2 separate regions of the Homo sapiens genome follow, and region 2 is linked to region 1. Evidence: chromatin loops called from intact Hi-C (ENCODE). Cell type or tissue: B cell. All regions are shown on one strand. Links, peaks and the distances in the headings refer to the core of each region. The heading gives the core; the rest is flanking DNA. Region 1 has its middle 12 kb from the start of LNCARGI. Region 2 overlaps UBAC2 (UBA domain containing 2).

Evidence for each region. Hi-C counts contacts between places; a loop is a spot of excess contacts. Peaks named below come from ENCODE experiments on the same cell type or tissue, not always from the same donor. Only the 100,000 strongest peaks of a DNase experiment are listed, where the experiment ranks them.
Region 2: it touches region 1 in a loop (10-fold over the local background); 3 of 110 quality-filtered maps call a loop at or near these places.

The regions. Positions count from the first base shown.
Region 1 is chr13:99,414,862-99,426,093 of GRCh38, reverse strand. No RefSeq gene overlaps it. Among named protein-coding and RNA genes, the nearest start is that of LNCARGI, 12 kb to the left of the region's middle. RefSeq lists enhancers at 1-260, 5,599-5,708, 5,719-5,808, 5,859-5,998, 7,984-8,903. In B cell, for the core only: no CTCF peak of the experiment used is centred there; DNase peaks (open chromatin) are centred at 3,643 and 5,633; H3K4me3 peaks cover 1,104 bases; H3K27ac peaks cover 2,987 bases.
Region 2 is chr13:99,223,980-99,235,211 of GRCh38, reverse strand. The region is part of intron 1 of UBAC2 (UBA domain containing 2); the gene reads right to left. Among named protein-coding and RNA genes, the nearest start is that of UBAC2, 29 kb to the right of the region's middle. RefSeq lists an enhancer at 7,154-7,223. In B cell, for the core only: no CTCF peak of the experiment used is centred there; DNase peaks (open chromatin) are centred at 3,311, 6,311, 7,129 and 9,901; H3K4me3 peaks cover 2,855 bases; H3K27ac peaks cover 3,333 bases.

The DNA of each region.
Region 1 (11,232 bases), core at 1,172-9,171:
ATCCAGAGGGGCAAGGTCACCCCTCCCAGGGCTCTGGGGTGGACTTGGGGTTGTGGCTGCATTTGGGGTGTAGGGATCCAGGCCAGAGGGCTAAGCCCTGGTTTCGATGAGCTGGAGAAGAGCCTGGAAAAGTTTCTGGCCGGGGGATTGGGTAGGGGCCTGCTTGGGAACTGCCCCCTGAAAAACCCCACTGGGCCTTGATTTTGAGACAAGCAGGTGTTCTGAGAACTTCTTCCTCCCGCGGCCGCCCCTCCTCCAGGCCCTCTATTTATAGCGCTTCCTCTCTTGAGCTCCGCGAGAAAAGTGCTCTTGAAACACACAGAAGAGAAAAATTCTGAAAAATGTCAAACCACAGGTCCTTTCCCCTCTCTTCCGTTAAGATCTAGGTTTGTACTATTCCTGGTTGACCCCAGAGTAGACAAGGTCAAATGGGGCATCCTTGGGTTATCACAGTGGCGTTCAGAAGGTGCTGGCTGAGTCCTGGCTCCTCTCTGCAGCCTGTCTGGGACTAACTCAAGGGGCAGGGAACAGGAGACCCTTTTCCACCAAGAAAATATGGGGCCATGAAGGTCTAGCCTGATCTAGCACGTGAGTTTGGAGAGATCAACAGCAAAGATGGTGAGATGGGAGTTGGAAAATATCAGACTCTGAATTGGAAGCCTGATGCCATGTTCTAGTTCAAGCTCTGTTTGGGATATCACTTCTGTCTCTGAGTATATTTCCCTCTCTGTAAATTAAAAGAGTTGGACTAGACCCGTGTTTTACAAACTTTTAAAACACAGAGCACACACAACGGAAACAGAAGTCTTATGAAACAGTATTTGTCCTTATTACGATGTATTTTCTTTTCTGTTCTGTTTCCTTTTCTCTTCTATCTCATTTTTAAAAAGTTCTGATCATGGCCCACTAAAATGATCTCGAAACCCACAATAAATTATTAAAGTAGTAAATTTTATGTATATTTTATCACAATTAAAACAATTTTTTTTTCTTGAGACAGGGTCCTGCTCTGTCTGTCACCCAGGCTGGAGTGCAGTGGCAGTCATGGCTCACTGCAGCCTCCATCTCCCAGGCTCAAGCAATCTTCCAGCCTCAGCCTCCTGAGTAGCTAGGACTACAGGCATGCACCACCACACTCAGCCAATTTTTAAATTATTTGTAGAGATGGGGTCTCACTGTGTTGCCCAGGCTGGTCTCAAACTCCTGAGCTCAAGGGATCCTCCTGCTTTGGCCTCCCAAAGTACTGGGATTACAGGCATGAGCCACCTTGCCTGGCCCAAAACAGTTTTTTTTTTTAAACCAACTAATTGTGGATTTTAACCCAATGGTTGAAAAATACCAGACTACACATATTTAAGTTCTCCTCCAATTATTTTTAAAAACCTAATTGTTCAATCACAGAGGAAAAGTGCCGCTTTGACAAAACATTGATCATTTTAAATTTTATTTTCAGTTTTTAAAAAAATCAAGTTTTAAAATGTTTTCTTTTTAAAAAATCAACCAAGGATAGTTTCAACTGAAGCTAAACCAAAATACCCTGTGGCCCAGCATTCCCCAATCTGGGTACATCCTAAAGAAAATGAGTATGTAAGTTCACCAAATGATGTGTACAGAAATGTTCACAGCAGCACTGTTTGTAATAGCCCCGCATGAAATACAACTCATGTTTATCAAAAGGAGAATAACTGTAATCCCAACACTTTGGGAGGCTGAAGCTGGCAGATTGCCTGAGCTCAGAAGTTTGAGACCTGCCTGGCCAACATGGCGTAACGCTGTCTCTACCAAAAAATACAAAATTTTCCAGGCATAGTGGCATGCACCTCTGGTCCCAGCTACTTGAGGGGCTGAGGTGAGAGAATCACTTGAGCCTTCGAGGTCAAGGCTGCAGTGAGCCATGTTCATGCCACTGTGCTCCAGCCTGGGTGACGGAGTGAGCCTGTCTCAAAAAAAAAAAAAGAAAGAAAGAAAGAAAAAAGAAAAAGAAAAAATAAAAGAGCATGAATGTGTAAGTGTTGGTACAGCCAAACAAATGAATAGTATATAACAATGAGAGTGAATGAACTACAACTGTTACCAATGTAGATGAGTTCCACCTGTTGGGCTCAGTGCCTGATACCCCAAAACATGGCACCTTGGCAACTGATAAAACAAAGAAACGAGATGATCATGAGACCCTTCCCCCACCCTTCTATGTGACAGCTGGCCATAAAGGAATCCTCTGACCTACTTCACCAGAAAACAGATCATAAGATCCTCCTTCCAGGACCAGGCATGGTGGCTCACGCCTATGATCCTGTAAGCGCTTTGGGAGGCCAAGGTGGGAGGACTTGAGGTCAGGAGTTCGAGACCAGCCTGGCCAACATGGTGAAAACCCGTCTCTACTAAAAATACAAAAATTAGCTGGTCATGGTGGTGCACACCTGTCATCCCAGCTACTCAGGAGGCTGAGGCAAGAGAATTGCTTGAGCCCAGGAGGCAGAGGTTGCAGTGAGCTGAGATTGTGCCACTGCACTCCAGCCTGGGCAACAGAGTGAGACTCCATCTCAGAAAGAAAAAATGAAAAAGGAAATTGAAGAAACCTAAAGAAACAGAGAGACCTGTGACTTTTCCATGCTTAGGTTAGATGAAGAGTGGATGATTTTGGAGAAATAAGATTGGAGGAAGACAAGGGTGTGATCGAATGGGGAACCCCTGGGGGACTTAGCAAGGCTTGTTTGTTCAGGCTCCTCCCTGTGACCCTGGTGCCTTCAGAGGTAAGGATGTTCCTTTCTTCTGGGTGTGTGGAGGGGAACTTTCAAACGAGGGTCTATAAGCTGCTTCGGGGGTGGGGAGGGGCATGGTGGGGGTAGGAGTGACCTTCTTGCTCCTCCTGTTTTCTTAAATGCCAAGATGCCATGTTTTGGGATAGCGTGGCCTGAACCCCATCATACTCCATGGGCCCTGACCCCTGCCATGGGAACTGTAGAAAGAAGAGTGTCTGCGTTCACCCAGTGCACACACTGGGTGCTGGCAACTGAGTCAGGCACTGGGGAAGGACGGCACCTCCATCTTGCTCGAAGAGCTTGGCCCTAACGAAGTCTGACCGGGTGAAGAGACTCTCATTTAATGTTACCGACTCTGCGCCTTTCAGGCTCTGAAGCTGTCCGCACAGTAGGATCACAGGTCGGGGATGGTCAGGACAGGGGATTGTGTTGAATCCAGGGATCTCCCCAGAAGTTGCTTTTCTGACTAAATAGCTCCTTGGGGCATTTTCTTGTAAAATTTTTGCCAACTGCTTGAACCACTCCTTCGGCATTTCCCTCCCGATCTTGGTTCGCTGATGTAAGGGACATGTGTCTTGTCCCCAAGCTCTGAAGTGAGGGTGGTTTTGTTTCTCTTGGATTATCACCTGGTGGCCAGCAGGGTGGCTTAAACATAAAAGGTGCTTAAATCACAATTTTTGACTAAAGGAGAGAAAGAAGAAATAATTCAATTAAATTGCAACTTCCTCTTGAAGGAAGAGTGCAGGGAGAAAAACACCGCTGGTTTGAGATATTTGAGGGTTGTCTTACGTCACAGCATGTTGCATAGAAGTGGAAGGTGCCCACGTCTGCTTTTTCCTAAAGAGCATTTGCTGTGGAGGTCTGAGGCTGGTCTGGGTTGCAGTGACGTTGGTGGCTACCTGAGTGACCGCAGTGACTCAGCCCACCTCTCTGGGTCTCAGCATCCTCATCTGCAACCTGGTCGGATTAGACAGGAGCCTCTATCAGGTTCCTCTATGTGGTGACTCTATGAGGCCAAGGGAAGACATAAGGGTGGTGTCTCATCCCCAGCTGTCGTCCCCACGTTGAGTGCCATGTGGTTCCCAGTGACTTTTGGGTTTCTCAACTTTCCCCTCAACATTTAAGCTCCTTGCAGGCCATGGGTGTGCCTTCACACCCCCTCCCCAGTGGCCAGCACAGGGAGCTAAGCAGATGCTTGATGTGTCCTGTGGGAAGAAGTCTCTGGATGATGTGGGAAGACAGGCTGTGGAGGGCAGGTTTGGAACAGTAACTACCACTGGCCCTGCATTCAGCAATCATTCAGCACGCACCCACCAGGCTGACCCCTGTGGAGGCCCTAGGAGTTGATGATTGAGACTTTGTCACTTCCCTAAACAGCTCCCAGTCTGACAGACACTAGTCATTTATGGTGTACACTAATATAGAGACATTTGGGGACTAGAAGGGGAGCACCAAAATGAGATGCAGGGTGTGGGGCAGCCAAGGAAGACTGCCTGGAGGAGGGCTGAGTCTTGTGTGAGAAGGAGTTAAGCAGAGTTGATGAGGGTTCATGGGGAGGGAAAATGCATTCTGGACAGAGAGAACAGCATATCCCAGGTCATGGAAATCGAATCCTGTCCTAAAGACCCTCAAAGGATTTTAGGTAGCGAATAACACAATCAGTTGTGCCTTTAGCAAACTCATTCTGCAATCCTCAGTGGGATGTAGAATATAAACTGGATTGGAGAATTAAGATCGGAGACCAGGAAGCAAGAAGCTGTGGCTGTCCTGGAGAGAGACAGTGAGGACTGGGCTGAGGCCACAGCCACGAGAATGCAGCAGAGGTGATGAATGAGGACCGAAAACTGGGGTGACGGCGGGGGCGGGCATGGCACATGAGGAAGAGCAAGGTGGGGCGGGCAGGATGGCCGTGGGTAGGTGCTCTGTGGGGATGGGCGAATCCACATGAGTTTGGGGCTGGAGAGGACACATTTGTAGTGTGGTCCACACTGCTTGTGCTGCTCCCAGCACACGGCAGGATTCCACCTTTTTTTTTTTTTTTTTTTTTTTTGAGATGGAGTCTTGCTTTGTCACCCAGGCTGGAGTGCAGTGGCACCATCTCAGCTCACTGCAACCTCCGCCTCCCAGGTTCAAGCGATTCTCCTGCCTCAGCCTCCTGAGTAGCTGGGAGTACAGGCATGCACTACCAAGCCCGACTAATTTTTGTATTTTTAGTAGAGACGGGGTTTCACCATGTTGGCCAGTCTGGTCTCGAACTCCTGACCTCAGGTGATCCACCTGCCTCGGCCTCCCAAGGTGCTGGGATTATAGGCGTGAGCCACTGTGCCCCACCAGGATTCCACCTCTTGAAGTTAGGTGTGGCCACGTGACTTGTGTTGTTCAAGGAAATATGAGAGAAAGTGACAAGAAACCTCTGGGTGGGAGAGTAACGGTCCGGCACACCATTCCCTGTGCTCTCCCTCCCTCTGTGTCAGCAGCTGGAGGGGTTGGGCAGATTGTCTCATCCTCAAGCTTGACCTCTGGGAAACCTCCTCGGCCACCTGGGACCAGGAAGAGCCTCCTCCTGTGTGTTCCTTGGCACCCTGAAGTTGCTATCTCTGCGGCGTGCCTGTCACCCCATAGAGCTCTCACCTGTCTACCTGTCTACTTTGCTAGAAGGGAGGGTCTGTCAGTGCCGAAGACCTAGGTGGTTCTGGGAGGTCAGCATAGTGTAGACACTTGGTGAGCACTACATGGGTGAGTGAGTGTGTTACTCCAGCGTCAGCAGTCCTGTCAATGATTAAATGTAAAAAAAGAGGAACAAGTACATCTGTGCCCACCCCACACTCCTTTTCCTCTTCATCATTAAAAAAGAAAGAAAAAGCAAAAACGGCAGCACCTGGACAGCTCAACCACACTGCTGCTCTGCCCACGTGTGGGGCTGAAGCAGCTCTGGGAACACAGACGTGCAAACCACAGAGATGCGATAGCGGTGCCAGCTCCGCTTTCCCGGGGCAGGCACAGAGCGAGGCAGAAATCAGTACCTTGTGAAGCCACTTCAAGGGTAGCAGCCGGTAGGTGGGCTCAGCCACAGTTGCACTGTCCGCAGCCCCTGCTCTACCTGTCCTCAGGAACACTGGCCCAAAGTCTCTGCATCCTTCAGATCTGGGAGAGCCTATATTCGGCCACCTCCCCACTCCAGCCCCAGCTTCGACTGCCTTGTAACTGAACCCACCTGGAGGACCCGTATCTCCATGCAGTTGGCCTTGAACAAATCACTTAACTCCTCTAAGCCTCATTTTATTCATCTGTGAAATGGGGATAATGATGCCTCTTTGCGGATAAAGTGAGGTGTAAATAAGTAAAGCTAGGAGTGTCTGACACAGAGGAGGTCCTCAATCATGGGTGCCATCGTTGTCACTTTTCTTGCCATTGGTTTCCTGACCTGAGTGAACAGGAAACCACTGTGCTCTATTGACCCTTGTCCAGGGCCAGGTGGAAGAGGACAGATGGACTAAGATGAAGGGGGCTGATGAAGCACCTGGAGGAGGAACCAGGGTAGTCAGTGGGTCAGGAAGTCACATGTCGGGCTCAGGGTGTGGAGTGCAGGGATGGAAGGCCACTGCATCTGAAGCGGAGGGGGTTTCAGGCAGCTGAGGCTCTAATCAAGTCTGATGGATAAGCTGGGAGGCTTTGGAAACATCCCATGCCTCAGTGTCCCCACTTAGAAGGCAAAATGGTTAGACTAGATCGAGGGTCCTTCACCTTTTCTTGAGCCACAACCCTTTTGGCTGAAGCCTGTGGACCCCTTCCCAGAGTCCTGGTTTTTAAATGTATAAAGTAAAACACCTAAGATGAAAAGAAACCTTTCATATTAAAATATAGTGATCAAAATGTTTAAAAGTACTTTTTTTTTTGAGATGGGGGGTCTCTCCCTGTCACCCAGGCTGGAATGCAGTGGTACAGTCACAGCTCACTGCAGCCTTGACCTCCCAAGCTCAAGTGATCCTCCCACCTCAGCCTCCAGAGTAGCTGGGACTACAGGCATGCACCACCATACCTGTCTAATTTTTTAATTTTTGTAGACAAACTCTCGCTATGTTGCCCAGGCTAGTTTCGAACTCCTGGATTCAAGCAATCCTTCTGCCTCAGCCTCCCAAAGTGTTGGGATTACAGGCATGAGCTACCACGCCTGGCCAAAGAAAAGCAGATTTTTAATATAATGTCCTACACACTTCTTTATTCACTACTGACATGTCTAATAGTGACTGTAATTTCAAGGTAGTGACGAGCATAAATAATGCCTTAAGGTACCTGGATCACCTGCACTGGGCGATGAAAAGACTTGCTGTGGTTTCTAACAAACAGCACCCAAGTCTCAGGCACTCTCCCGCCACTGTGGCTGGCCACTCGTGTCCACAACTGAAACATCACATTTCAGCTGGGGCCTAATGGAAACAAAGATGGCATCATTTTCCCATCCAGCCTCACAGCCCCCCTGAATTCTGGCCCCCACCACGGGCTGGATAATCTCTTCCACCCCAGCAGATGATTTATATAAGAGCCTGCTGCCGTTTCTACCCCATGGAACTCAGCTGGCTGAAATGAAATGTCTCTGCCCAGGAAACAATTAGACAATAACCCAAGACAATGTGACATTCAGTGCGTGGCCTCAGCGATAAACACAGAAGGAAGGACCCGCAAGAGTGGTGGGGGGATCCACAGAACTTGGGGCAGGGTCTGGTTCTGTCAGGTTCGCTGGGCCTGTGGGGGCTGCAGCTCCCGCTTAGACAAGGTCCCTGATGGGCAACAGAGATGATAACTTGGCACGGGGCGGGGCAGACCCCAGGCCCTCCTGTGTGTGGGTTGCAGCCCTCCATCACTTGTACACAGTCAACTTAGAGCCCGTGGCTGCGCCCAGCTGTGCCTCAGTAAATGCTTATTGAGTGAATCAGGAATAAACCCCGTGTGGGTGGTATTCTATAATTTCTTGCCCTTTTGTGGGGGCCTTCTAGGTCTCTTTTTTTTTTTTTTAACATTTAATCCTAAATGTTGTGAGGACGCCCAGGACGTTTCTCCTGGGGCTTGTGGTCTGTGGACAAGTCAGGCACCTTTGGAAACTGCCTCAGCTCTTCCTTCTGGGGGTGGCAGGAGGGGAAGTTTATGGTAAAGGTGTATGATAAGATAGGACCTTTTCATCTAAGTTATCTCCAACAGGCCTGGAGTTTTGGGGGCATATTTGAAGGCCCGATTTACATATGGGGAAAATTGGGTCCCATAGCCTCTGTCAATGGGAGGCCAGGTAGGGGAGTGTGTTGACCACATTCTAGACTAGGGGAAGCCGGGACACAGTGGACTGGGGGCAGCTGTTCCCCTAGGCTGGACAGCTGGCTGCTGACTGGGGTGGGCTTCACGCTGGGTTCACAGGCAGCCTCAGAAAGAACAGGCACACTTACCGTGTCAATGATGACAATGACGTAGTGAGGGCCGCATAGTCTTAATCAAAGGAGCTGCTCGATGCCTCATTTATTAGCCAGTGATGTGGCAGGGAAAACCATTCTTGCCCTTTGAAATGAGAGGAGAAAAAGAGCGGTGGCCCGGTGGCCTCAGCCCGCAGCCTTTCCCTGCTGGGGAGGGGTGGGTTTAACCTGCAGTCCCGCTGCCCAGCCCCCGCTAACTGCTGCTCTTGGAGCGCTGCCTGCCTGGGCTGCAAATGCACCTTTCAGGCCCCATTAAGGCACCTTGCCTGGGTCACAAAACCCAGGAAATCCAGAGCCAGGGCGGTCTCCCCTCCACCTTCACACACGGAGCTGAGAGTGTCTGGGTCCCCAGGGGGCGTTTCTTGCTTTCCCTTGCTCGCTGCCCCAGTGCGGGGAGAATGGTGGCTGCTTTTGAATTTCCTGACTCTGGTGGCTTCACTGTCACATCTATGGTCTGAATCCCAGCCTGAGGGGTGTGCAGGGAAATGGAGCTGAAAGGAAATTGGCCTCCTGGGGTGACTTTCCTCCTCCTCTCTTCTCTAGGGGATGGTGGGGGCTGTGCGCAGGCATCCTGTGGCGGGGAGATCACCTTGACTGGCACCCTGGGTGTTTTTTCTCTCTCTCTCTCTCTTTTTTTTTTTCCAGCAGGGGTGTAAAGGGAGGAAGAGTGTCGAGTTTTGTGCCATGAACAGATTCCGTTTCTGCAGAGGACAGCGTGCAGGGGACACCCTTCGAGGCTTTGGAGCCACCTAGGAAGCAGGCTGGCTGCTGCACAGGCCTCTGCTGGCCTCCTTGCACATGTCCTTGGTGGGTGAGGTAAGCGGGCCAGGGGGTCTTCCCAGGGCATGGGAAAGGTGCTTGGGCTCCAAGAAAACGGCTCAGATTGCAGCTGCTCTGCCCCCATGGCCTGGTGAGCTGCAGCTCACTCTGCTTCCACCCGTCATCGGTGTAGAGCACGCCCTAGCCTACGCGGGGTGTAGAGCACGCCCTAACCTGCGTGGACGCTCCAGGATCCCGGCCACTGCTGTCAGGCCAGAAGGAGCAGAGGCCAGCGTCAGCCTCCAGCCACCGATAGGACCAGGCTACCTTTGCTGTGTCACCCCCGGGGGAGAATTTTAGAACACTTCTGGAAGCGCTTTTGGTAATTCTCCCCCTTCATGACTGCACTGATTGATCATCTCTGAGCGGAGGCACGCCTGGCACGCTGCAATCAGCACTGTGAGCCTCAGAAGGCAAAGGACCTTGTAACAGGGTAACTTCAGATAAAGGCACAAATGACTGATGTTAGGTCCTTTCCTGAGAGCAGATGGGATGGGGGAAGGGTGGGGTGCTTGTGCTTGTGGGGAGAGACCCCATGGGGTGGAGACGCAGAACACGGGGTGCAGAGGAGCTCACCTTTGGGCAGGTGTGGGGCCACAGCCCGCGCAGCACAGTCCGGGAGCTGTCAGTGCCCTGCGTCCTCATGTCTACCGACATCAATGAGCAAAGGAATGGGATGGACCAGCAGGAGGACAGGTAGCTAGGATTAAGGTGTGAGGCTTAGCGGCTTGGCCTCTCTCGATGGCTCCTGCTTTGGGTCTATGTGGCTGTCCAACCCTGCTGACCTCCCCAGACTCACAGCAGTGGTGACAGCACCTGCCACCCCCTCCTTGGGGTATGGATGTGACTTTTTTGTGGCTTCCAGCAGGGCCCAGCATCCTGGGCACTTGTTTTGTGCCAAATACCAAGAAAAGGAAGAAGACGAGGCCAGCCCCTCAAGGGCTAAGGGTTTGCTGAGCGTGCAGAGGCGTGAAAGAGGCCTGTGAGTCACTGCGGAGGCTCAGTCCCCACCAAGTACCAAGCAAGCGCCAAGGGTGGAGGGGCTCACAAATGCTGCTGAGCCGGGGAGGCTTCAGAGAGGAGGTAGCCCTTAGCTGGGCCTCGAGGCTAGTGCGGTGTCCTGGCAGCAAAGGGGGCACGAGGCACCCCGGCTGAGGCAGGGAGCCACAGCACGCGGTGAACCCTGAGGCTGGAATTCCTGAGGGCCAGGCAGAGCTGAGGCTGGGGGAGATGTGCCCTGGGGAAGAGGCCCCTGAAAAATCAGGAAGGGGGGCCCATTGCCAAGGGTTGGGGGTGCGTCAGGAGCCAGTCCCATCTCTTTGCCCTGTGAGGCCTGAACAAATTAAAAAATGAACACACAACTTTCCAAAGGCACCAGATAGCGGCTCTGTGCCTGGTCAAGTCGGTTCTAGAAGGTGAGGGGACCTGTGGTTCGCACCACCTGAGCTACCCTAGGTCGGCTCAGGCCTCAGGCCCCTTCCCCACAGCCTCCCACCTTGCTCGGCCAGCAAGTTGTTCAGGAAAGAAGGGGAGGAGGAAGAGGAACCTTCTCTCGTGGTTGGGAGCTGGTGAAACTCACGAGAGGGCCTTGGAGTCTGTGTGCTCTTCCAAAGAGCGGTCACTTCAGTGCGGGCTGGTTGGCCTGCCCCACCCCTGGGGCTCCCGGGTCACTTCTCCACAGAGTGAGTTTGAGTGTGTGAGCAAGTGTGTGAGAAGCGTCAGTGTGTGTGAGTGAATATGCGTGAGTGGGTGTGCAAGTGTGTGCACGTTTGAATGTGTGTTGGTGTGTAAAGTGGGTGTGAGTGTGCATGTATGTGAGTGAATGAGTGTGTGTGTGAATGGGTGTGTGTGGGTGGAGTGCATGTGCATGGGTGTGAGTGGGTGTGTGTATAGTGTGTATATATGTGTGCATGTTTGTGAATAAGTGTGTGTCATGTGTGCATATGTGGGGTGTGTATGGAGTGTGTGTGTCTGTGTGAGTGTGCGAATATATAGTGTGTGCACACACCTGTGAGGATGGGTGTGTGTAGTGTGTGTGCACGTGTGAGTGGGTATGTGTGAATGAGTGGATGTGTGTGTGCATGAGCATGTGTGTGAGTGTAAGCGAGTGGAAATGTTATGTATGCAAGTGCAGGTGTGTGTTAGTATACACGTGTGAGTATATGAGTGGGTGTGCAAGCATGTGAGTGGAG
Region 2 (11,232 bases), core at 2,026-10,025, 190 kb after region 1:
TCCTGGGTGTTTTGTTTTTAAAAAATTAAAAGAGGCTAAAAGTGTTAACACTGCTGACTGTAGTGGCCCCCTGAGATTTTCCACCATGAGTACAACTGGAGCCCAGGTCAGTTTTCCAGGAGAGACTAGTGTGACCTCTGCCTTGTACTAAAAGCAGTCACGCCCCTCTTCCTCCTTGATCTAGTCATTTACATATTAAGTATGACAGAATTATACTACTGAGGGTATTTTAGAAACTATAAATGTCTTCTCTCTTCCCTCTGATATGAGAGAAAAAAAGAAGCAAATTATGTTTTCTTCAAGCTCACTTTTTTTCCCAATAGAACAAAATATCAGCTTTCACCTACTCAGGAACATTTCCCCCAAGTATGTCATTTAATCAAAATGCACACTATTGTGAGACATCTAGGTAGCCTCTTCTCTCCCTCTGGTCTTCCTTGGTTCCACCTTTGTGTTTTCATGCCTTCCTCTCTCATAGATCCTGAAAACAAGCCCCTGAAGCTACTTGCTGAGCTAATCCATGGGAAAGAACAAGAGCTATGAGAAGGGAAAGGACCTGGGGCCCAGAAGACTTGGCCTTGAACCTTCATTTTCACACTTACTGATGCTTGTCATTGGACACAGTATCTGACCTCTCTGAGCTTCAGTCACTTCATCTGACCTAATTCTCAGGGTTATGCTAAGAATGAAGTGAGGTAATGCATGTAGAAATGGCTAGCACAGGCAGGGCGCAGTGGCTCACGCCTGTAATCCCAGCACTTTGGGAGGCTGAGGCGGGCGGATCACCTGAGGTCAGGAGTTTGAGACCAGCCTGGCCAACATGGCGAAACCCCATCTCTACTAAAAATACAAAAAAATTACCCGGGCGTGGTGGCAAGCGCCTATAATCCCACTTGGGAAGCTGAGGCGGGAGAATCACTTGAATCGCTTGAACCTGGAAGGTGGTGGTTGCAGTGAGCCGAGATTGTGCCACTGCACTCCAGCCTGGGCGACAGAGTGAGACTCCATCTCAAAAAAAAAAAAAAAAAAAAAAAAAAAAAGAAACGGCTAGCACAATGTCCGGCCCATGATGGAGACTCAGAAAAATAAAGTGCATCTCAATCTAGGAAAACCGCTGAAATAACATGCTTTCCTTGGAAATAATTACTTTATATAATAACCCTGTACCTCCCTTTGTATGGGAGCTCTGTTTTCACTCTATTAAATCTTGCAACTGAAAATAAGAATAATAATAATAATAAAATAATAACCCTGTAATATTCATAGTATCAAAAGACTAGTCTTGAGAACTCAAGTGGTACCAGCAGATTTGGTTACAAAAACATGGCTGAGATTTCCATCAAATAATGAAATACTTACGCTTCATCGGGAACCAAAAACACTGCCTTTTTTTTTCTCCCATCCTTTTACCGTGAAAAAGTTTACAATTAAGACTTACACTAGGGTTTACATAATGATAATTTTGATAATTCTGTCATTACTTTTCTATTTCTTAGCTGGCCTTCTGTCTTCATTCTCCTTGTATCTCGGTATCACTCTACACTCATGGATTTTTACTTAGTCAATGTGTCACAATCAGTTGCATTCTTTTTCCAACGTTCAGATGGTCCAGGTGGAAGCCCTCTGACCAGCTCCTGCGGCCTTTCAACCAGGGCCCTCAACGCCTGCTCTGGCTGCTCCACCTACCCACTCATCTTCCTTGCTTTAGGCTCACCTATACCCGCCCTGCCCAAGACCTAGAATTTCTCTAAGGATCCCTGTTAGGGAATGTTGGGAAATGGTCTTTAGAAACCAAATCTGAGGCCGGGTGCAGTGGCTCATGCCTATAATCCCAGCACTTTGGGAGACCGAGGAGAGCAGATCATGAGGTCAGGAGTTCAAGACCAGCCTGGCCAACATAGTGAAACCCTGTCTCTACTAAAAATACAAAAATTAGCTGGGCATGGTGGTGCGTGCCTGCAGTCCCAGCTACTTGGGAGGCTGAGGCAGGAGAATCACTTGAACCCGGGTAGTGGAGGTTGCAGTGAGCCGAGATCACGCCACTGCACTCCAGCTGGGGCAACAGAGTAAGACTTCGTCTCAGAAAAAAAAAAAAAGAAACCAAATCTGGGCATTAGATGTGCTCACTGTAATTTTCTGGGTCCCAATGCTTCTAGCTCTTTCAGTAATCAGAGCTAGAAAATATATTTTTGAAATCATGATTCATAATGATATTTCCAATTCAAATTTAACAATTTAACACTACAGTGCTATTTTTCTTTTCTTTTTTTGAGACAGGGTCTCCTTGTGTTGCCCAGGCTAGAGTGCAGTGGCGTGATCTCAGCTGACTGCAACCTCCACCTCCTAGGCTCAAGCAATCCTCCTGCTTCAGCCTCCCAAGTAGCTGGGATTACAGGGGCAAGGCCCCATGACCGGCCAGGTTTTTTTTTCGTTGTTTTTGTTTTTTTGTGTGTGTAGAGACAGGGTTTTGCCATGTGGCCCAGGCTGGTCTTGAACTCCTGAGCTCAAGCGATCTGCCCGCCTCGGCCTCCCAAAGTGCTGGGATTACAGCTGTGAGCCACCATGCCTGGCCTACAGTGCTTTTTCCTAAGGACTTTGCATTTCTGTCGTTTCTCTCTTAAATATTAATAGTTAGCTGCTTGCTTTATCCTAGGTTATACATAAAATTTTAATATTACAGTATCAGTATCATTACAAACAATAAACTACTTATTAAGCCCACTGGGCGAAGTTTAAGATACCTTTGAAGATTTTTTTTTTTCTTTTGGTCCTTAGAGTATGTGTGTGTGAATATATATATATATATCTATATCTCTCAACTAAGGATGGACAGGGTCTTGTGTTCAAAAGCTACTTGAAAGAATTATTTTCCCTAGTGGTTATAACACAGAGATTTGTTTATTTCTGTTTACATTCAATATTAAAGTTTGCTCCTTTCTCAGTTAAAATTTTTGAATATGTTAAATATTTACATTGTTCAAAAACCAAAACCAGGAAAAACAAAGGTTTACTTTCACTTCAGTTATTTATCCCCTCTATCCCATACCCCCAAACCCACTCCCATAGATACACACTTCTAATAGTTTCTAGCTTAACTCCCAATTTTCTTTTTTAAAAAACAAGTAACACACATTAACCTATATAAATACACATGTAGACATGGTACAAAAATACACACACTGGCAGTTCCTCATTTCTGCATAGCTCTGATAGGCACAGACTTCAGTTACCATGATTTGGTAAAACAACACCAGCTCTTCAGTACATAGATCATTATGTCAGTAAGACGTGCATTATGATCAGCAACCAATCATGTATGTCACTTCTTTCTAAGTCTGTCAGTGACTGGTCACTGGGCAGCTGTTATTCCATTCATGCACAGACAGTAAAGTATGTAGTTGTGTTGCCTCATCTTCCAATGATAAATTCATGTGACATTTTACAAAAATAGATCATCAAAAGAGGGAACTAGTCAATACACATGAAAGTATACAAAAAGAGAGCCAGGCGTGGTGGCTCACATCTATAATCCCAGCACTTTGGGAGGCCGAGACGGGTAGATCACTTAAGGTCAGGAGTTTGAGACCAGCCTGGTCAACATGGCAAAACCCCGTCTCTACTAAAAATATAAAAAGTAGCTGGGCGTGGTGGCACGCCTGTAGTCCCAGCTACTCGGGAGGCTGAGGTGGGAGACTCACTTGAACCCAGGAGACAGAGACTGCAGTGAGCCGAGATCACACCATTGTACTCCAGCCTGGACGACAGGGAGAAACTCCATCTCAAAAAAAAAAAAAAAAAAAAAAAATGTATACAGCAAAGCAACAAAAAGTAATAGTGCTGGAAGTGAAATGTGAATCAAATGTTATCAGGTTATAAAAGAAATATCAAACCACAGGAATGTTGACACTGCCACCATTCAAGGTGGGCAGCTAGAGAAACTCAGTGAAGGTGAACTTATCAACAGGAAGGTGACTGTGATAGAATACTGGCTCCCCAAGGAGGTCCACGTCCTAATCCCCAGAACCTGTGACTATGTTGGGTTACACAGCAAGGGGGAGTTAAGGTTGCAGACAGAATTGAGGTTGCTAATCAGATGTCCTTGAGATGAGACTACCTAAGATATCCAGCTGGATTCTATGCAATCACAAGAGTCCTTTTTTTTTTGAGACGGAGTCTCCCTCTGTCGCCCAGGCTGGAGTACAGTGGCACAATCTCAGCTCACTGCAACCTCCGCCTACCGGGTTTAGCGATTCTCCTGCCTCAGCCCCCTGAGTAGCTGGGACTACAGGCACGTGCCACCACATCCAGCTAATTTTTGTATTTTTACTAGAAATGGGATTTCACCATATTGGCCAGGCTGGTCTCAGACTCCTGACCTCATGATCCACCCGCCTCGGCCTCCCAAAGCGCTAGGATTACAAGCGTGAGCCGCTGCAACCGGCCCACAAGAGTCCTTTTAAGTGCAAGAGGGAGGCAGGAGAGTAAGTTTCAGAGTGACAATGTGTAAGAAAGAGTCCACCAGTCACCCTTGGCTTCGAAGATAAAATTGGGTCATGAGTCAAGAAATGTGAGCTGCCTCAGAAAGCTACAAAAGGCGAAGAAACAGATTCCTTCTCAGAGCTTCCAAAAGAAATGCAGCCCTGCTGACACCTTGATTTTATCCCAGTGAGATCCATTTTGGACTTCTGGCCTCCAAACTGTAGGATAATAAATTTATTTTGTTTTATTTATTTATTTATTGAGGAGACAGAGTCTTGCTCTGTTGCCCAGGCTGGAGTGCAGTGGCGTGATCTCAGCTCACTGCAACCTCTGACGCCTCCCAGGTTCAAGCAATTCTCGTCCCTCAGCCTCCCAAGCAGCTGGGACTACAGGCGCTTGCCACCATGCCCAGCTCATGTTTTTGTATTTTTAGTAAAGACAGGGTTTTGCCATGTTGCCCAGGCTGGTCTCGAACTCCTGAGATCAGGCAATCTGCCCACCTCAGCCTCCCAAAGTGCTATGATTACAGGCATGAGCCACTGTGCCTGGCCATATTTCTTTTGTTTTAAACCACCACGTTTGTGATAATTTGTTAGAGAAGCAACAGTACACTAAAATAGTGATTATCATGTCCCTGAGGAAGTGATGCTGGCAAAAATCTACATATTAAGGAAACTCTCAGGGATATTTTGTCACATTGAAAGCAGAGAGAATAAAATAATGGAAACTCAGCCAAACTCAGAAAGGTGTATGACAATTCACAAGGTTTAAGATAGATACTCCCCATAAGTTACACAACAGGAAGAAGGCAAACACTGTTCAAACTGCTCCTGGTAAGTTTCTTACAAAGAAATAAAACCCTTTAATTCTCAATGTCGCTGAAGTTTTTAATAAATTACAGTATACTGTTTTACTATTTTTTCATTTCCCTATGCATTTATAACTATACATTTATAAGAGAAAGTCTAAAGTTTTAACAAAGCATTCTTTCAACGAAGATTTTTAAAAGTCACAGAACAATCCAAATTTTCCCCATTGATTATTAAAATAGCTTTGCCCGGTTTCAACTTGCACGGTCATTTTTACGGTCCTGCATCACCTTGCAAAGCAAGGACTATCTGTGTGTGTTTGTATATACTCTTTCCTAAAACGAGGCTGCAATGTGGTCACTTTGGTATGACCTTCAAGCTCAAATGACAAGTCACTGTCCCTGGTTGTCCAGACCTCCCTACATTCTGGGCCTCCTGCCTCTCCAGCACAACATCCATTGCTTTGTTCTCAGGAGCCTTTGCTGCAATCAAACCGCACAGCTCACTACCTCCTGAACATGTTGCTTTCTGTTTCAATGCCTTTGGAAAATTTTTCCAGACTTAAATCCCCAAATATCATCAATGCCTTCCTTATTAGCACAGATACTCCCTTATCTAAATCTTATGCAGCCTTCAAATTACAGTTGTTTCTACTTTCCTCCATCAGCCTGAGTGAACCATTTTAGCCTGAAGGGCTTTTCCCCCACTCTGCACCCTCGTTCCCACACACTACTATGAGCAGCCAGGGTTTGTACAGTTTTGCTATCCCAACCACAATAAAGATTCCTGAAGGGAGGCCACATGCCTTACCCTTCGCTACATCCACCATAAAGCCTAGCACCGTCCCTTGCACAGATGAAACGTCCAGATCATTAACAGCCAAGATCACAGAAAAGCCTCACTGATGGGGACATTCTCAGATTCTGTGAGATGCACCTTCATCTTATTCATAAGAAATTCCCTGGGGGCGAATTTACCAGTTACAGTTGACACTGTGGTTATTGTACTTGTCTAAGCATATAAAAATAGCCCAACTATTTCCTCTCTGGTAAGGTCTTGTGAGCATCTAAACTAGAACCATTAGTAAAGTGGTTGCATACTTTCTTCATGACCAAAATGCAAACAAGGCTCCACGGAATCTAAAATCTAACCGAGTTCCTCATTGCCTCGTAATTCAAAAGTAGAGGAGAGCACCATGACTATAAGCCTAACCAACCTAAATCCTTTCTCGAGCCATTTCAGCCTCAATTTTCCTCACCTGTAAAATGGAGATGAGAACCTACCTCAAAAGTGTTACGAGAAGAAAATGAAATAAAAGAATAAATATAGGGGCTGGGCACAGTGGCTCATGCCTATAATCCCAGCACTTTGAGAGGCCAAGTCGGGCAGATCGCTTGAGGTCAGGAGTTTGAGACTAGCCTGGCCAACATCGTGAAGCCCCGTCACTACTAAAAATACAAAAATTAGCCGGGCGTGGTGGGGTGCGGGGGAGCCTGTAATCCCAGCTATTCAGGAGGCTGAGGCAGGAGAATCGCTTGAACCCAGGAGGTGGAGGTTGCAGTGAGCCGAGATTGTGCCATTGCACTCCAGCCTGGGCAACAAAGCGAGATTCCGTATCAAAAAAAAAAAAAATGAATGAATATAGAGAATATTGCTCCTACCACCAGCACCATCACAACACCCCGGGCTTCCCCCATTAAAGGCAAGCTCCTTTGTGACTCTGACAGGACTGCAGATGGAGCAGGGGTGATGTAAGTGCAACGGGCAGCTTGATCCATGTTTCCTTCAACTTGGGTTTCCACCTGTCCTTGTGCAATGGGCCCCGTCAGTCCTTCCTCTTCCTTGCCAGCTTCTGAGCAACTCAACATGACTCAAAAAAGTCACCCATCTGAGCTACAAGATTTCACCATAAATTCTTGGTCTCAAGTCTCAAGGTGACACTCTCCACTGACCAGCATTTCCACTGATTTTCTCTAGTATATCTGCTCTACAACTTCTTACCTCACACTATCTCTTCCTCTCTCCTCAAACCTCCCTAATTCACACTCCCAACTTGAATACCAAACTCCCAACACATGCACCAAATGAATAAATGAACGGTTTGCTTTGGTATTCTCAATCATTCTCTAAATATGAGTAGGCATCCACGCTGTACCATGCATTATTCTAGGTCCTGAGGCACAGCAATAAACTGTGGACAAAGTCCCTAGCCTTGTGGTTTGGAGTGTAGACAGGACAGAAAAACAACAACAAACAAAACAAGGTAGATATACATTATGTCAGATGGAAATAAATCCTATGAGAAATGAACTAGGGAAAATAAAACCTGTGGCTTTGTTATTCACCACATATTTCCCGTCTCTTCCCAAACACATGGTAGGACTGCTCCCCACCCCCACTCCCAAATGAAGTGAGGCATGGCAGTGTGACTTGCTCTGGCCAAGTAAATGAAAGCTATGTCACTTCCAGGAGGACCCTTTAAGAGCCAGGGAATCATTCTTGTTCTTTTCACCTGCCAACGTGCAAGATGGTGGTTACTCTATCAGCCAGCTCCCGGGGCTGACGACAGTGTGGAGTGGACCCCTCCTAGGTAACTTGCAGTGGAGATGGAACACCAGTGAGATGCAAGCCTTGTCTCGGGTTCCTGATATTTCAGAGTTGTTTGCTACTGCAGCATAACCGGGGAAGGAGGGGTGCCGTCTTTTTTTGTTGTTTTTTTTTTTTTGAGATGGAGTTTCGCTCTTGTTGTCCGGGCTGGAGTGCAATGGCACAATCTCGGCTCATTGCAACCTCTGCCTCCTGGGTTCAAGCGATTCTCCTGTCTCAGCCTCCCGAGTAGCTGGGATTACAGGCATGCACCACCACAACTGGCTAATTTTGTATTTTTATTAGAGACTGAGTTTCTCCATGTTGGTCAGGCTGGTCTTGAACTCCTGGCCTCAGGTGATCCACCCTCCTTGGCCTCCCAAAGTGCTGGGATTACAGGCATGAGCCACCGCGCCCAGCCAAGGGGTGCCGGTCTTATCCAACCTGGTTAGGGAAAACCTTCTTGTAATGTGGATTTGAGCAGAGACCTGAAGATGTAGGCCTTGCAGATATCTGAGGGAAGGGTGATTCTGGAGGAAAAAAAAGCAAGTACACATGCTTTGAGATGAAAACATGCTCAACATGATTAAGAGATGATAAGGCTGCCAACTGGCAAAAGCAGAATGAGCACAAGGCAGACAGGGAGGGAGCTAACGTCAAACAAGTGGTGATGAGGGGAATGGTCCAGAGCCCTACAGGCCATTATGAGGACTTTAACCTTTCCTCTGGATGTGACAGGGTGCTTTGGGGAGGTCTAAGTAGAGGAATAACATGATTGGACATGTTTTTGAATGATCACTTTGGTTGCTAAATTGAGAAGAAATTACAGTAAGGCAATGGTGGAAGATAGTAAACCAGTTAGAAGGCTGTTAGGGAATCCAGGGAAGAAAGGAGGATGTTCAAACCAGCAGGGTGGAGGTGTAGATGAAGAGGGAGGTTGAAACTGGGATATGTTGTGAAGGTACTGCAGGCAGGATATGCTGACTAACCGGGTGCATGGGCAGATGGAGAAGTCAAGAATAAAATTAAGTTTTGTTCTGGACAACTGGAAGAACTGTTGGCAGTTACTGAGATGGCCCTGACTAAGTTTACTGACATGTTGTCTTTCCTACCTACAAGATCTGGGCCCATCTTGCAATATGCTCCCCCAAGCCTTCACCTGCCAGGTCTCTCTCTCCTCTCTACCAGTGCCACTCAAAATAACCAGTCTGCAAAGTGCTACCAGCTCACAGTGGGGTCAGAGTTTGTGCCAAATGTGAATCAACATACTGCCTCCTTCAGGGATGAAGTCCTGCTATGAAAACATATCAACTAAACATGTGCTGTGCTCAAATGTTACCTTATCCTTTGTCCTGCTTTTTTCATAGCACTTAACAGTGGATTTAATAGTGATCCATCAACTCTATGATTCAAACTGATACACCATTATTTTTAGTGCCACTAAAAAATAAACGCTGCCAAATATAATTCTAAGACGTCATCAATTACAAGGCACGTTCCAATTTTAGAATCATTAAAACGTGGGACCTAATGCATTTTAGAATCAAGGAAATATGTTTATTGGTCTATTGTCCATCCGCCCATCTTCAGTCTCCACTAGAACACAAGCTTACTTAGGGCATCAGCTTTGTCTGGTACATTCCTTGTTGCAGCATCCCTCATGCCTCCAATAGGACCTGACACATAAAGGCAGTCAAGAGTGTTTGTTAAACAAAAGGGGAGTGATGTGAAGGAGGTGCTCACATACTGGCGGGAGGAACCCAAGTGTCCACTGGCAGATGAATGCATAAACGGGTAAACAAAATGTGGCATACACATATAATGGAATTTAATTCAGCCTTAAAAAGGAAGGAAACTGGCACATGGAACAACATGCATGAACCTTGAGGACATTATGCTATGTGAAATAAGCCGGTCACAAAAAGATAAATATTATATGATTCCACTTATTTGCAGTACCTAGAGTAGTAAAATTCACAGAGGCAGAAAGTAGAAAAGTGGTTGCCAGAGGCAGGGTACAGTGGGCGGAGGAAGGGGGAAATGGGAAGTTGTTTAATGGATACAGAGTTTCATTTCTGCAAGATGAGAAGAGTTATAGACATCGGTTGCACAATATGAACGTACTTAATACTACTGGACTATACACAAAAATAGTTAAGATTGTACATTTTATATTATGTACATTTTACCACAATTAAAAATTAAAACTAAATATAAGCAAATATTTACTGAACTAATAACTGACCCTATTTACACAGCCATTTTAATTCTGTCCAGGACCAAACAAACCCCTAAAAATACAGATCTGATAATTACCATTAAGTATTCCTCTCAAAATGAGCAAAAATCACATCTCAGAAACCTATGTGGAAAGCAATAATACACAAATATCCAAACAGTTGCACATCACAGGATAAGTATATAGTATCATTATAGACAACAAGATTCGCTCATCAACTCAAGATTTGTACTTTTACTACGTAAAAATTTTAACTCAAAAACCTTTAAATAGTTATTATTAAACTCTAGGGAATAACAATGCACATTTAAGTGTTTAGAGAAAATGTGACTATAATCTACTTTGAAATGCATTTTTAAAAATCATATGGTACTGATCAAATAAATAAAGGGATTGATATTTGCTAAAGCCAACATAGTAAAATGTTAATTGTGTAGAATCTAGGTGGTGGGTATATGGGTGTTCAGTGTACCCCTCTTTCTACTTTGTGGCATGTTTGAAATTTTTCATAATTAAAACATTGGGTGGGAGGTGCACAGTGAATCATAGAATCTGAGAGCTGAGAAAGGATTTCAATGAAGCAAAAATTAATAGAACTGAAATGGGACGTAGATAAATCCACAAATATAGTTGGAGAATTCAGCACTCTTCTCACAGTAATCGATAATACAAGCAAACAGAAAATCACTGTTATGGACTGAACGTTTCCTCCTAAAATTTGTATGTTGAAGCTCTATGCTGACTAAGTTTGGAGATAGGCCCTTTAAAGAGGTAATTAAGGTTAAGTGAGGTCATAAGGATAGATGGAGCCCTAATTCAATGTGACATGTCTTTTAAGAAAAGGGAGGGACCCAGGGATGCTTGCACACACAAAGGAAAGACCATGTGATGACACAGCTAGAAGCCAGCAGGCTCCTGCAAGGCCCCAGGAGAAACCAAACCCGCCAAAACCCTGAGCTTGGACTTCTAGCTTCTGGGTCTGTAAGAAAATTAATTTCTGTTCCTTAAGCCACCCAGTCTGTGGTATTTTGTTATGGCAGCCCAAGCTGACCAGTAAAATCAGTAAGGATACACAAGACCTGAAAAACATTATCAACCAATTTGGCCTGATTGACATTT